2 separate regions of the Homo sapiens genome follow, and region 2 is linked to region 1. A link is a contact called in ENCODE Hi-C or POLR2A ChIA-PET data. All regions are on one chromosome and are shown on one strand. Each heading gives the region's core, a stretch centred on a gene start or an enhancer-like site at or near the end of the contact. The rest is flanking DNA. Distances are from core to core; before and after follow the strand shown. Region 1 overlaps ELMO1 (engulfment and cell motility 1). Region 2 overlaps ELMO1 (engulfment and cell motility 1).

Evidence for each region. A loop is a pair of places that touch in the nucleus more often than their neighbours do. ChIA-PET counts read pairs that join two places held with the same protein, here RNA polymerase II (POLR2A). Pooled maps may share reads with other maps.
Region 2: a map of dorsolateral prefrontal cortex shows a loop between it and region 1 (2.2-fold over the local background). The contact joins two enhancer-like sites. A Hi-C loop is called at or near these places in 7 of 168 maps with a recorded cell type or tissue (CD4-positive, alpha-beta T cell, CD4-positive, alpha-beta memory T cell, CD8-positive, alpha-beta T cell and 4 more) and 12 of 50 pooled maps. POLR2A ChIA-PET finds 5 or more read pairs at or near these places in 9 of 52 experiments (CD4-positive, alpha-beta T cell, T-cell, activated CD4-positive, alpha-beta T cell and 4 more).

Annotation. Positions count from the first base shown.
Region 1 is chr7:37,348,336-37,354,725 of GRCh38, forward strand. All of the region lies in intron 1 of ELMO1 (engulfment and cell motility 1), which reads right to left. It also overlaps the pseudogene RNU6-565P. Among named protein-coding and RNA genes, the nearest start is that of ELMO1, 97 kb to the right of the region's middle. RefSeq lists enhancers at 4,812-5,313, 4,844-4,903, 4,954-5,003, 6,040-6,390. Within about 2 kb of position 1,801, at least 4 of the 41 ENCODE cell types and tissues checked have a DNase peak (open chromatin) inside an H3K27ac peak, as active enhancers do.
Region 2 is chr7:37,421,852-37,428,314 of GRCh38, forward strand. All of the region lies in intron 1 of ELMO1 (engulfment and cell motility 1), which reads right to left. Among named protein-coding and RNA genes, the nearest start is that of ELMO1, 24 kb to the right of the region's middle. Within about 2 kb of position 3,625, at least 2 of the 41 ENCODE cell types and tissues checked have a DNase peak (open chromatin) inside an H3K27ac peak, as active enhancers do.

The sequences.
Region 1 (6,390 bases), core at 551-3,050:
GTGGCTAGACATTCTAATCATCATGCCTTCCAAAGTCACTATCAAATCCCAGGTGGTGGGTAAAGAATGGGCAGAGAATGCTATACCGTTCCTGCTTGCCTGCTGGCTTGACTTTATTCCATTCCAAAAATATGGGAATTGTTCCATGTTTAATATTAAGATTCTATCACCTCGATATGCATGTTAAGTGGTGTGTTTATAGTTGAGTGGATTAAATAAAGAGGAATCACTTCTTCTAGAGTTAGGTACTGAAGTCTGTATAGCAGTAACATCTGACTCTATAACCCGTGAACAAGCCCACTCTTCCACTAAATGTCTCCGTAGGTTGGGTGGCATTTTGAAGACGACAGACAGAAATCGCTTTGACTCCCACCTAGAAACTCATCTCTCTACACATTGTTCTATGCCCCAAGTTCAACATGCCTCTTGCTGTAGTCTCTTAAAGATCTGTTACATCTCTACAGGTTTTTCCATACAGCTTAATTAATTCTTTCGGTTCCACAAAGGTCCCAAATACCTGATCACTTTTTGTTGTTTTTTCTGAATTTCCCATATAGTTTTTTAGTTTTGGGTGACTGCAATGGCTTTGAACCTTTTAATGCTCTTTGTAGTCTTTCTGTTGCACAGTAAACCCTACTGAGAAAAAAATTAAGCCTGTATGGCCATTCCTGTAGAAGCTGTGTGTTGGGGAAACGAACACACTTGCCCTGGTGAACCGTGTGTCCCCTCCCCTACTGCACTCACAAGCCCAACAGATGGGCCAGTGGAGGCCAGGGCAGATCAATGGGAGAGAAACACCAAACAGCTGGAGAAACGATCTGCTTCCACTCCTCAGCCCCTTCCTTCCTCACCAGAAAAGCTGTCCTCTGTCCCGCTAAGTCATTATCTACTGATGATGGATAATGGGTTTATAATGATGATGGGGATAGTGGAAAGGGAGCTGTTCATCTCATATTTTTAATGTTGAGTTGTCTCTGATAGAAAAAGACATAGACCACATTTTCCCCTTGCATTAGGTTAGGCAGAAAGGGAAAGGGCTTCAGGAGGATCACCCACTGAAAGCAGCCCTTCCCTCTTGGCACTGCTGTCTTCCTGGAGCCCTCTAGTCTTCACTTTTTTTTTCTTTTTCTTTTTTTGAGATGAAGTCTCACTCTGTCACCCAGGCTGGAGTGCAGTGGCACAATCTCAGCTCACTGTAACCTCCGCCCCCCGGGTTCAAGTGATTCTCCTGCCTCAGCCTCCCGAGTAGTTGGGATTACAAGCAGGCACCACCTTGCGTGGCTAATTTTTGTATTTTTAGTAGAGATGGGGTTTCACCATGTTGGCCAGGCTGGTCTCGAACTCCTGACCTCAGGTGATCTGCCCACCTCGGCCTCCCCAAGTGCTGGGATTATAGGCGTGAGCCACCACACCTGGCCTAGTCTTCACTTTTGAGAACACCGCCCTGCATGGTACACTGAACCTCAGAAGGGGCCACCGAAATAGGCTTTGGGTAAAAGTTTTGCTCTTCTCTTCTTTGTGCTACCATCCTTCTTATGCCAAACAGACTGAAATTGTCTCAATACCTTTAGTGTCTAGGTCAAGGAATACATGAAGTCGGTGGTGTGGTCAGCTGACATTATTCAGGATGTATGAGTGTCCAGGTTTGCTGAAGCCAGTCTTTGTTTCCCATGGGAGCAGCAGTGGTGGGCACATGTCCCCCCACCTGCCCTACACTGGAGGGTCTGGATGGATGGGTATATGGTGGGGGTGTCATTTCAGGTTCCCGTATCAGGGACCTGATGGCCATTCTGAAGACAGCCCGGGGCCTAAGAGGAAGTTTGTGGCTTCAGAAATGAGGGAACACGGTGTGTTCAGAACAGAACATGCAAGCACTCAGCAGAAAGAGAATAAACAGAGAATGGAATCCAGTGTGGAGGCTCAGTATTTCATTTTCTGTACACGCTAGCCATGTATGCTAATCTCAGCAACAATTCAGCCCATTTACTTGACAGGTGGGGAAATGTGCTATTAGCTACGGTTGGCTTGCAATATAATGGAAACTTGCAGAGAAAAGTCTTTGCTTTCCCAGTGTCTGGCATTGACATCATGAAGGCTAGGGGACAGCTGCCAGAAGGAGTGGCAGACAGGCGCCTAGAGCAGGCATGGGGCTGGGCACCGTGGACACGCACTTTACTCACTCTTCTTCACAGCCCTGAGTGACAGGTGTTATTATTTGCAGTAAATTAATGAAGATACTAAATCTTAACTAGTTTAAATGACTTCCTTCAAATCCTTAAATCCTCTCAGGTTGATAGAGGCCTCTTTAGTATGAGAACTGTTACAGGTGAATTGTGTCCCCCTCAAAATTTGTATGTTCAAATCCTAACCCCCAGTAGCTCAGAATGTAGCTGTATTTGGAGACAGGACCTCGAAAGAAGTAAGTTAAAATTAGGTCTTCAGGCCGGGCCCTAATACAGCATGTTTGTCTATTATCCTTTTAAGAGGAGGAAATCTGAACACAGAAGGTACAGAGGGGAGACCACCTAAGAACACAGGGAGAAGACAGCCATCTGTAAGCCAAGGAGAAAGCCCTCAGAAGGAACCAACACTGATAACACCTTGATCTCTGACTTCTAGCCTCCGTAACAGTGAGAAAACCCATTTCTGTTAGTTAAGCACCCCAGTCTGTGGTACTTTTTTATGGCAGCCCTAGCAAACTAATAAAACACAAAAGGCAGAAAGCGTCAAAGAAGAGCCTGATGATTTGATACAAGCAAGCTTAAAAACTTCTGAATTCCAAAAACCTTTATAAAAATTTAGAGACAGTGCTCGCTTCAGCAGCATATATACTAAAACTGGAACAATACAGAGAAGATTAGCATGACCCATGTGTAATTTTTATATATTAAAGTATTTAAAAAATTTAAACACGAATAACAATCTGAAAAAAAATTTGCAATAAATGTGATCCAACCTAGTATAAATATCCTTAATAAGGATCTCATAAATTTGTCAGCTGGGCGCAGTGGCTTGCGCCTGTAATCCTAGCACTTTGCAGGGACCAGGCAGGTAGATCACCAGGAGTTCTTGCCTTCTGCTGGGGATGAAGCTGAAGCTGAAGCTGTCTGCAGCCATGCTCCCTCCATGGGGAAAGGTCATCCACAATAGGAAAGAATGAGGCAAGGAGAAGCAAAGACAAGTCAAGAGGAAAACATTCAAAAGGGAACAAGGACAGAAGGCCTAGCTATGTTCAGTTTCTGTTGAGTTTCCTAACACTTTTCCTTCAGTTCTCTGTACTACCCTAACATCCTTCCTAGATAGACAAACTAATAAATTCCTCATTACGCTAAATCAGCTTGAGTTGTTTCTGTCCCTTACAATTGAAAAACTCCTAATATATCAACCTAACCATATCTGTTTACTGCCCTGAGTTCCAAACTTGTCATTAAATGACTGGAAGGCAAAACAGACTGAAGTTACACACTCTAACCTTGCAGTCAAGAGGAAATGGTCTTTTGCTCCCCAATTCTAGAGCTTCATATAGCTGCAAGTCCACATCTGTGACGTAGCGCTCAGCACCTAGGGCCTGCCTTTCCTCTGTGGGACTGCTATCAGAAGTCACGCATGGATTGCAAGAGTTAGTCTCACTCCAGCATTTCCCACACAGCACCGCTTCTCTGAGTTATTTATAAATGCAATGCAAAAATAAAGAGTCAGGATTCTTGGAAAAAACTGAATAGAATAATATCCACTAATAACTTACTAGTTCACTTACTATATACTTTTAGAGACAATTTTATGAATAAGGTACCATTACTAGCCTATTTTATAAACAAGGAAACCAAGATGTAAAGACATTAAATATCTTGCCCAAAGTCTCACATCCACATACGGAACCCAGCCAGAATGAAATCTACATGTCTGATTTGATAGCTCATGTTCGTAACCACTATGCCATTTTTTTGTTTAATAGAGATGAGGTCTCATTATGTTACCTGGTCTCGAACTCCTGAGCTCAAAGGATACTTCTTGCTGCAGCCTCCCAAAGTACTGGGATTGCAGGCATGAGCCACTGTGCTGGGCTCTACGCCGTTCTTTTCAAAGTTTCCTTTACTGCAGGACTTCTCAGGGACTTTAACGTAACACGTGTTCTGTGAAATGTCCATATGCAATCTATAATATTTCCCAAATGTATCTGTCCAGAAAACTTTTTTTTTAACGAAACATCTTGCGGCACACGTTTCTCATAGGACATACTTTGAGACTATTTGCCTCCTCGGTTTCTCAGAAAGAATCGCTAAATAGTCTTGGCCAGAAATGCAATGGAAAGTGGCAGAGAAAACTTTCCGTTAGTCCCATATTGAATTATCACCACCTGCATCTATGGGCTTGTCTCCAGGAAAGTAGCCCAATTCTTTTGAGTAACTCTTTCCAATTCAGAGAACAGTAAAACTTCTATTAACTGCAACTTCTACTGTGCAAAGCAACGGAAGATAAAACAGTAAAAGAAACAGAATACTTGTATTTGTGATCATTTGAACATCTCACTTCCTGCTTTAAATCTGTGGTGACTTGGGACCTCTAGGATATAAACTTTTCACAGCCTGCATCCAGGTACCACCGGTGCATCCTCCCCCACCCAACGAGTCCCTGCTCCCCAAACCCCAGGCACATCCAATGGCTCTGTAAGTCTGACATGGAAAACTGGTTCTACCTTAAGACTGCCAATGGTCCATTTGCGGCACCTGCTGGTGGCAATGCGTAAAGGAACCCCCCAGACTAAATCAGGATCATCCCCCAGCCAGCTATGGTCTGGGTAAAGAACTAGAGAACTTGAGACCAACGTTTGCTATCTCTTCCCTCTTCATAAATGGCTTGCCATTTCCTGAGCCTGCTAAGGTCCTTTTGTGTCCAGAATTGGTGCGTTCTCGGTCTCACTGCCTTTAAGAATGAAGCAGCGAACTGTCGCGGTGTTTCAGTTCTTAAAGATGGTGTGTCCAGAGTTTGTTCCTTCAGATGTTCAGATGCGTCCGGAGTTTCTTCTGGGGGGTTCGTGGTCTCCCTGACTTCAGGAGTGATACCGCAGACTTTCACCGTTAGTGTTACAGCTCTTAAAGGTGGCGCGTCCGGAGTTGTTTCTTCCTCCCGGTGGGTTCGTGGTCTCGCTGGCTTCAAGAGTGAATAGCGAAGCTGCAAACCTTCGCGGTGAGTGCTACAGCTCATAAAGGTAACACGGACCCAAATAATAAGCAGCAGCAAGATTTATTGCGAGCAGTGAAAAAAAAACAAAGATTCCACAGCGTGGAAGGGGACCCAGGTTGCTGCTACTGGCTCAGGTGACCTGCGTTTATTCCCTTATCTGGCCCCACCCACACATCCTGCTGATTGGTTCATTTTACAGAGAGCTGATTGGGCCGTTTTACAGAGCGTTCATTTGTCTGTTTTGACATTGTGCTGACTGGCGTGTTTACAAACCTTTAGCTAGACACAGAGTGCTGATTGGTGTATTTACAATCCTTTAGCGAGACACAAAAGTTCTCCAAGTCCCCACCCAACCCAGAAGCCCAGTCGGCTCCACCTCTCGCTTTCACCCTGTCTTTGTTCAGAATGTTCTCTCTACCTCCAATGTCCTTTCCTTCCCTTGGGTCTGCTTCAAAAATTCCCATCTAGATTTCAGTGCCAATCTCATGCACCAGTTTCTCTTAAAGATCTCCCTGACCTCACGGCCTCCCGTGCTAGAAGTAACTGCCCTGAATCTGTCTTCTTAGGCGCTTACAGTGACCTACCAGAGCACTTTTCCACACCTTATCCTATTTGTTTATATGAGTTCTCTGAGGGTAGGACTCATATCTTACTCATCTCTGTTGTTCCAGACCTGATCAGACAGCATGGTAAAGAGCAACTCAATATTTTCCAGACAAGTGAATGAATAAATGAACCACTCTTTCCTTAAAACCAAATTCAAAGATTAAAATTACAAATGTGAAGGATTACTCAAGCCAGTGATGCATTTTTAAAATCCAGAATTCCTTGCACAGAAAACCTTCCGGCATTTCTTCAAGCAGCAGCTATTCATTTGTTCCCACTGGACAGAAATAGAAAGGGAGCTGCTGAGAGGTGAGAGGAGGGCCTATTCCAGATTCCTTTTCCTCCTGGAAAAATTCTTTCAAAAACAAGATGAGACCTGAGCTGAGCCACTCACTCTCTTCCCTTCACTCCAAGCTCTCTTGCGCTTTGGGAATCAGCATTTCAACTGGAAAGTTCATCATTTTGCAAACTAATGCACACACTTCCTCCCTTGTTCTGGTTTTCTGGATATTTGCTTTTCAAATTCCTTTTCAGCTGTTGTAATGCCAGTGGCTGCTCCCTTCCTCCCAGCAAGCCTGTCACTCGGTGATGTGTGCAGAC
Region 2 (6,463 bases), core at 2,375-4,874, 75 kb after region 1:
CCCTCTGCTTGGAGTTTACAATGCAGTGGGACTGAACCACAAGAAGCTGGGGCCAAAAGTGATGGGCAGTGGTGTTTCTGACCTGAGTGGGACCAGGAAGCCAACCTATCCTCCCAAAATGTAGACAAGGGGTGCCTCTGTCCCCATACAAAGGATGACCTTTAAAGAATGCAGTTCTCAAGCCAATTGCATTGTGCAACTCAGATATTTGTGGTCTCATCTGACTGGTTAGCTCTCATGTTTAGAACATCTGGCTAACAAGATTAAAGCCTATCCCAGGATAAGAAAATTAGCTTTCCTCTATTTCAACACCACAGACTCATCCTCATCCCAATTTGAAACAGCTACAAAAAGCGGGCAAACAATATTTATTGACTACCCATTATATGCATAGCATCGAGGAATAAATTCAATGGGGAAATGAGCCTGCGTTATTCATCAAAGTCTTTTCCAGCCCTGGAAGAGTCTTATTTCTGTGAGTTTAGAAAAAGAATTTACATTTCTCTGGCCAAGAGGTCGGAGTTATTGGCTTAATTCATCAGCTTTTTTCCCCCAAAAAATCTGTGCTTCGCTTTGGCCTAAGGGACCTGGTACAAGTCACAACACATCAGCAACATTAATAGAGAAGCTCGTGTGGTTTTCCTGCTTCTCTTAGAGGATTCAGCTATTCGCAGGAATATACAAGACTTTTAAGGAATTTTGTTAAGTCATGAAGCAAATGGCTTTCATAATTTTAAATGTTTTGATGGATTTTAAAACACTTAAACAGGTCTACAAATAGATGAAGCAGGCAACACTTGCCTTCCTATTTAGAAAAAAAAGCGTTTTAAAACTCATTTACTGATTGTGTAAACTCCAAAATGTTTTCTAGTCATGATGCACTACAAGACTTCTTTGGAAATCTAAAAATCAGACAAGCATGATGCCACACTAAAAGAAGTCATGATGTCTGAAGATACCTCCAAAGGCCATTTCAGACTCTCTGGGCTTGGGGAAAACCATTTAGATACTTTTCTACCTAGAGTTCATAACAAAAGCTACCATTTATTGGCCGCAGCCCATGAGCCAAGCCTGTTAAGTCTGCACAGCAAACTCTAGAGGTCTGTATTGTTACCCTCATTTTACAGATGGGGAATTGAGATTCAGAAGCATTACATAACTTGTTTAAATTTTCCTATCTGGTAAACCAAGAAAATGGGACTCAGGTCCCACTCCTTCAGGCTCCTGGTGCCATGCTCTTAGTGAGGCACCAGTGTCTTCTGTGTTACAGGTTATCACCCTAAAATATATAGGGAAAAACATGGCACAATTTCCCTTCAGTAACATATGTCATAATTTCATCAGACATTCATCTTATAACCTGCAGTAAACTACAGACATGATTAAGTCTGTGTCTCTTTACCTAATGTCTAAAGATACTTCTGAGGCTAAATAAAACTCACAGTTGGCCGGGCGTGGTGGCTTACACCTGTAACCCCAGCAATTTGGGAGGCCAAGCTGGGAGGATCACCTGAGGTCAGGAGTTTGAGACCAGCCTGGCCAACATGGTGAAAGCCCATCTCTACTAAAAATACAAAAATTAGCCAGGCGCAGCGGTGGCTGCCTGTAATCCCAGCTATTCGGGAGGCTGAGGCAGGAGAATCGCTTGAACCCGGGAGGCGGAGGTTGCAGTGAGCTGAGATCTTGCCACTGCACTCCAGCCCGGGTGACAGAGCCAGACCCTGTCTCAAAGAAAACAAACAAACAAACAAACAAACAAACACCTCACAGTATTCTACTGTATTTCATTTTTGAAACATTGATTCTTATTTTTTTTATATATGTGTTTGTCTCTTTTCTGCCAATAGTTTATTTCACTGTACAAGGCTTTATGGATCATACCAAAATCAATTTCTTCTCAGGGAAATACGGACTTGGGAAAACTTAGGTTTCCACTCCTAGCAAAGAATTTGACAGATAGTGTCCGATTCATTACCCTTTCTCTTTTTTAAAAAATAAATGCCCTCTACCAGAGAAGTCGCATGTCTAATCACTAAAACACCCATCTCTGAAAGTGATGATGCCCTTCCCTTAAACTAAATGATCTGCTCTGGAGGAAGTGTGTGTGAGTACTTGCTGGGGGCTACGCTGGGTGGTCATCCTTGGACCTCATGGGTAGGGGTCCCTCTAAAGCAGGGAGTCCCCTGTGGAATGCAGATCAAGGTCCAGTGGGGCACTTGCCCACTTCCCAGGACAACAAAGCAAACTAAGAGGCCAGGTGCATGCCACCAACAGATCATCATTTCCTCCAGAGCAAAATGGTCTTCATCAGCCATAAATTCTTTCAAGAAAAAGATAGGCAAAGTAGAAAAGCCATATGCTTTGATCTTCTTTACCTTTTCCTGCCAGCACTGACCACCTGGGCAGCTCCGAATCTCCAGTCCAGTGGACTAAAAACTTCTCATACTGTACGAACATTAGCCAGTTTTCCTATGCTAGAAACAAATAATGCAAAGAAAGCTATCATCCTTCCATGAGTCCTTCTCAGTACTCATGGGCAGGGATTCAGTATCCCACAGTAGGCTACATAGTTTAGAAAATTGCTAGATGGATGGATTGCCCCATACCTACAGGTATGAGCTGATAAGATTCTGAGTCCTATCCGTTTTATTCCTGAACAAACCATATATACTCCTCAAGAATTTGTCAATATTAGCAATTGGGCTAGGCCTTAGAGATTCTGGCACATTAGCAAAATGGCCAAAAGCCTGGGAATCAAAATATGGTTGTGATCTGAAAATTCCAACCAATGACACAATTTAGCAATGCCGAAAAACCTACAGAGATGATTTTCAAACATTACTCATTTCACAAATAATCTGTCCTGTAATGAGTGTTCAAGGTCAATGCTGTTCAGAACTGGGTTTCTTAGCAAGGGTGACCAAGAGACCTATTTCAATCTGGGGACCTCTTGGAACATTTTGTTTTAAACTTCCCAAAGAGTAACCCACACCAAAACTAATAATTATTATATATTTTTAATAATAATAATAATAATAAACCATTTTGTTATAGAATGGGAAAGATTCCAATCCATCAACAGCTTATTCAACGAATATTTATTGAGGCTGTGTTATCACTGCCTCATACTAGAAACTGGGAAAACAAAGATGAAAGATGAAAAAGGCAAGCCCTCTGCCTTAAGAAGACCCAGGAAATGCTAGGGTTTCCAGTCTTCATAGATTTATGGTTTTCTTAGTCAATTCAGGATGCTCTAACAAAGTACCATAGACTAGGTGGCTTATTAACAACAGAAATTTACTTCTCATAGTTCTAGAGGCTGAAAATGTGAGATCAGGGTGCCAGCAGGGTTGGGTTCTGGTGAGGGTGCTCTTCTGGGCTGTGGACTGACAACTTCCCGTTATGTCTCACGTGGCAGAAAGAGCAGCAGAGAGCTCTCTTGGGTCCTTTTTATAAGGGCACTAATGCCAGAGGGCTCCACCCTCAGGACCTAAGGCCCTCCCAAAGACCCCACTTTCTAATACCATCATATTAGGTATGAGGATTTCAACATAAGAATTTGGAGGCGTGGGGGTGTGGGCACAAACATTCAGTGCATCATGATAGTTATCGAGAATTATTTACATGTGTCTCCTTATATCTGTGTCTTGTCCACTGGTTCAATGCTGTACCACTAATTCCCAGCATGCTTGGCACATGGGAGGCACTGGATGTCTATCCGTTGAATGAATAAATTAATTAATGACATAAGCTCTGCCAACAGCTAGTTTTGGCTTTGGCCAAGTAATCACAAACGTCAGATTTCCCATGTGTAAAATGAGTTTAAAACGTTAGGTTCCCCAAATAAGTGCTCCACAGAGTATTGGTTCTGCAAAATGTCATGGGTTTTATTGGAGAAAAAGGGAACCTGTGGCCGAGTTTGAAAACCATCAATATTACAAAAGAAAGCTGATTTCTACTTGAGTCTTCTCCAACTGTAATACGCTGATATACTGAGAACTTCTCAGGGGATGTCCTAGGCAGAGTCCCCCACTCCAATGAGGCTATAAAAATCATCATTTGCAAGTCTCCAGAACAAGACTCTGGACCCTCATGCCTAGCAGTTTAACACCAACAAAAGGATCCATTCTTCAACATCTTCTTTGATGTGAACTATTCTCAGGGAGCTAAGATGGACAGAGGTGTGCTCCTTCCTTCACCTCAGCTCTTTCTGGCTCTATGGCCCTGGGCAAGTTACCCAGCCTCTCTAAACTTAGAGTTCTCTCTCTCTCTCTCCCTCTTTTTTTCTTTCTTTTTTTTTTTTTTTTTTTTTTTTTTACTGAGATGGAGTCTCATTCTGTCACCCAGGCTGGAGTACAGTGGCACAATCTTGGGTCACTGCAACCTCTGCTTCCTGGGCTCAAGCGATTCTCCTGCCTCAGCCTCCAAAGTAGCTGGGATTATAGATGCCCGCCACCAAGCCCAGCTAATTTTTGTATTTTTAGTAGGAGACAGGGTTTCACCACGTTGGCCAGGCTGGTCTCGAACTCCTGACCTCAGGCGATCCGCCCTACTTGGCCTCTCAAAGTGCTGGGTTACAGGTGTGAGCCACCACACCCATCTTGTATTTGCTATAAAATAAAATACTAGTAGTAATTAATTCAAAAAAGGCCTGAAGTGAGAACTAAATGAGATAACATATATAAATCACTTGGTACCACTCACAAGAGACGCTCTGTAAAGGTCAGCTCTCCTTGTTATTATTCACAAACATACCAGCATCTCGTTTGGATTCCAGTCTCAAGGTCACCAACAGGTAAACTCTGGCAAGTCAGTCCTTGTCTCGCCTCAGAAGTGTCACAGACAAAATCCAGGTTTTTGGCTTACATCAGTGTTTCCCAAACTCTAGTTCTTCAAAGACCATTTCCCAGCCCTATTTTACTCAGTATTTCTCTTACAATTATTGCATGTTAGTCTCATCCTAAACAAGGAAATCTAGGAAATCACAGGTTGGATATCCTTGTTATTCTTTTTCCAAGACACATGAAAATGAATAAAAAACTATTTAAATATTCCCTAAAAGCCAGCATTATACCTAACTCATTTTCAATGCCATACACCGAGAAACATTTACTCAGGATTTTTATCCAAGATCCTTCTGCTAAAAAGATTCTACGTCTTTTTTCCCGAAAAAAAGAAAAAAATCACAAACTAACCTTTGCAAACACTAACCTGAGCCCCCTAAGACAATACAGTAGTTCAGACCACAAGGGGGTCTTCTTTAGAAACGAGATTCAAATCTAGTTTCTAGGCTAAACATCTGAACATCAGAGATCACAGAAGGTGCGGAGATGACTCTATGGCTTTCCAAAGAAAGAATGACATCAACTTCCAGAATACAGTGACATCTCTGTGATGTGCTACGTTAGCTGAGATATGAGGAGGCATTTTTAAAGATATGTTTCAGGCTAAGACTTTTTCAAATTCTAAAACTAAAATTCACAAAAAGCCATTGCTCTCCCTCCAGGAAAAACACTTGCTTTAGAACTCTTGCAGCTCTGCATGGAAGAATCCTGTCACCTCAGTCTGGGTCAGCAGTGACCAACACTGCAACGTGTCACAGATCACTCTGATAGGAATATCACCCTCCTTCAGATGCCACCAAAACCAACACCACTATGGGATGGCTGAAAACCTATAAAAATATTTTAGATTAGTCATAAATAAAATGACTCAGGATGATATTCTGCAAACATTTTATGGACTCCAAACATTGAGCCTTTTCAAAAGTAAAAGTGAGCCTAAGTGGCAGTGGATAATATCGCTATTTTTGCTTTTAACTGCAATTATTCCCAAGCCCTTTTAATAGCTGTCACTTTTCATTTCCAGGCTGTAGCAAATTATAGTAAGAGGAGAAGGGAGCTGACAGCTCATTTCTTCAGTGAATGGCATGCTCTTCCATTTCTGCAAGGCCTGTGGGCCCTACTTTATGGCACATTCACCATCCCCAGGAAAATCCTGCTAAAAGAAGCAATAAAGACAATAGTGCTCAAGTCTGCCAGCTTGGAGGCTTTGGGTACTCCAGCAGAGTTTCCCAGGCCTCCATGCATTCTGATCAATAGGGGAGAAAAATAAGTTATCCCCATAGATACCCCAAAGGCATTTTATCTTTTTATCTACATGAAGGATGTATGCTTGGGGTGTGTGTGTGTGTGTGTGTGTGTGTGTCTGTGTGTGCACACACACGTTGGAGGGGAACAGAGACAGCTGGTTTCATTTGAAAGGAATTAATAATGCAGGTATTATTAATATCATAAACCTCATCCTCTTAGGATACATATCCCAGTGAAAAGAGAACTAGGTCAAAGGCACAAAACAGTTCATAAAAAATAAAATATTTTTGAATCTAAAATAGCACCTAATAAAAAAAAAACTGAGTGATCACTTTTGCAACCTAGAAAATGGTGCAGCCTGTCCCTAAATA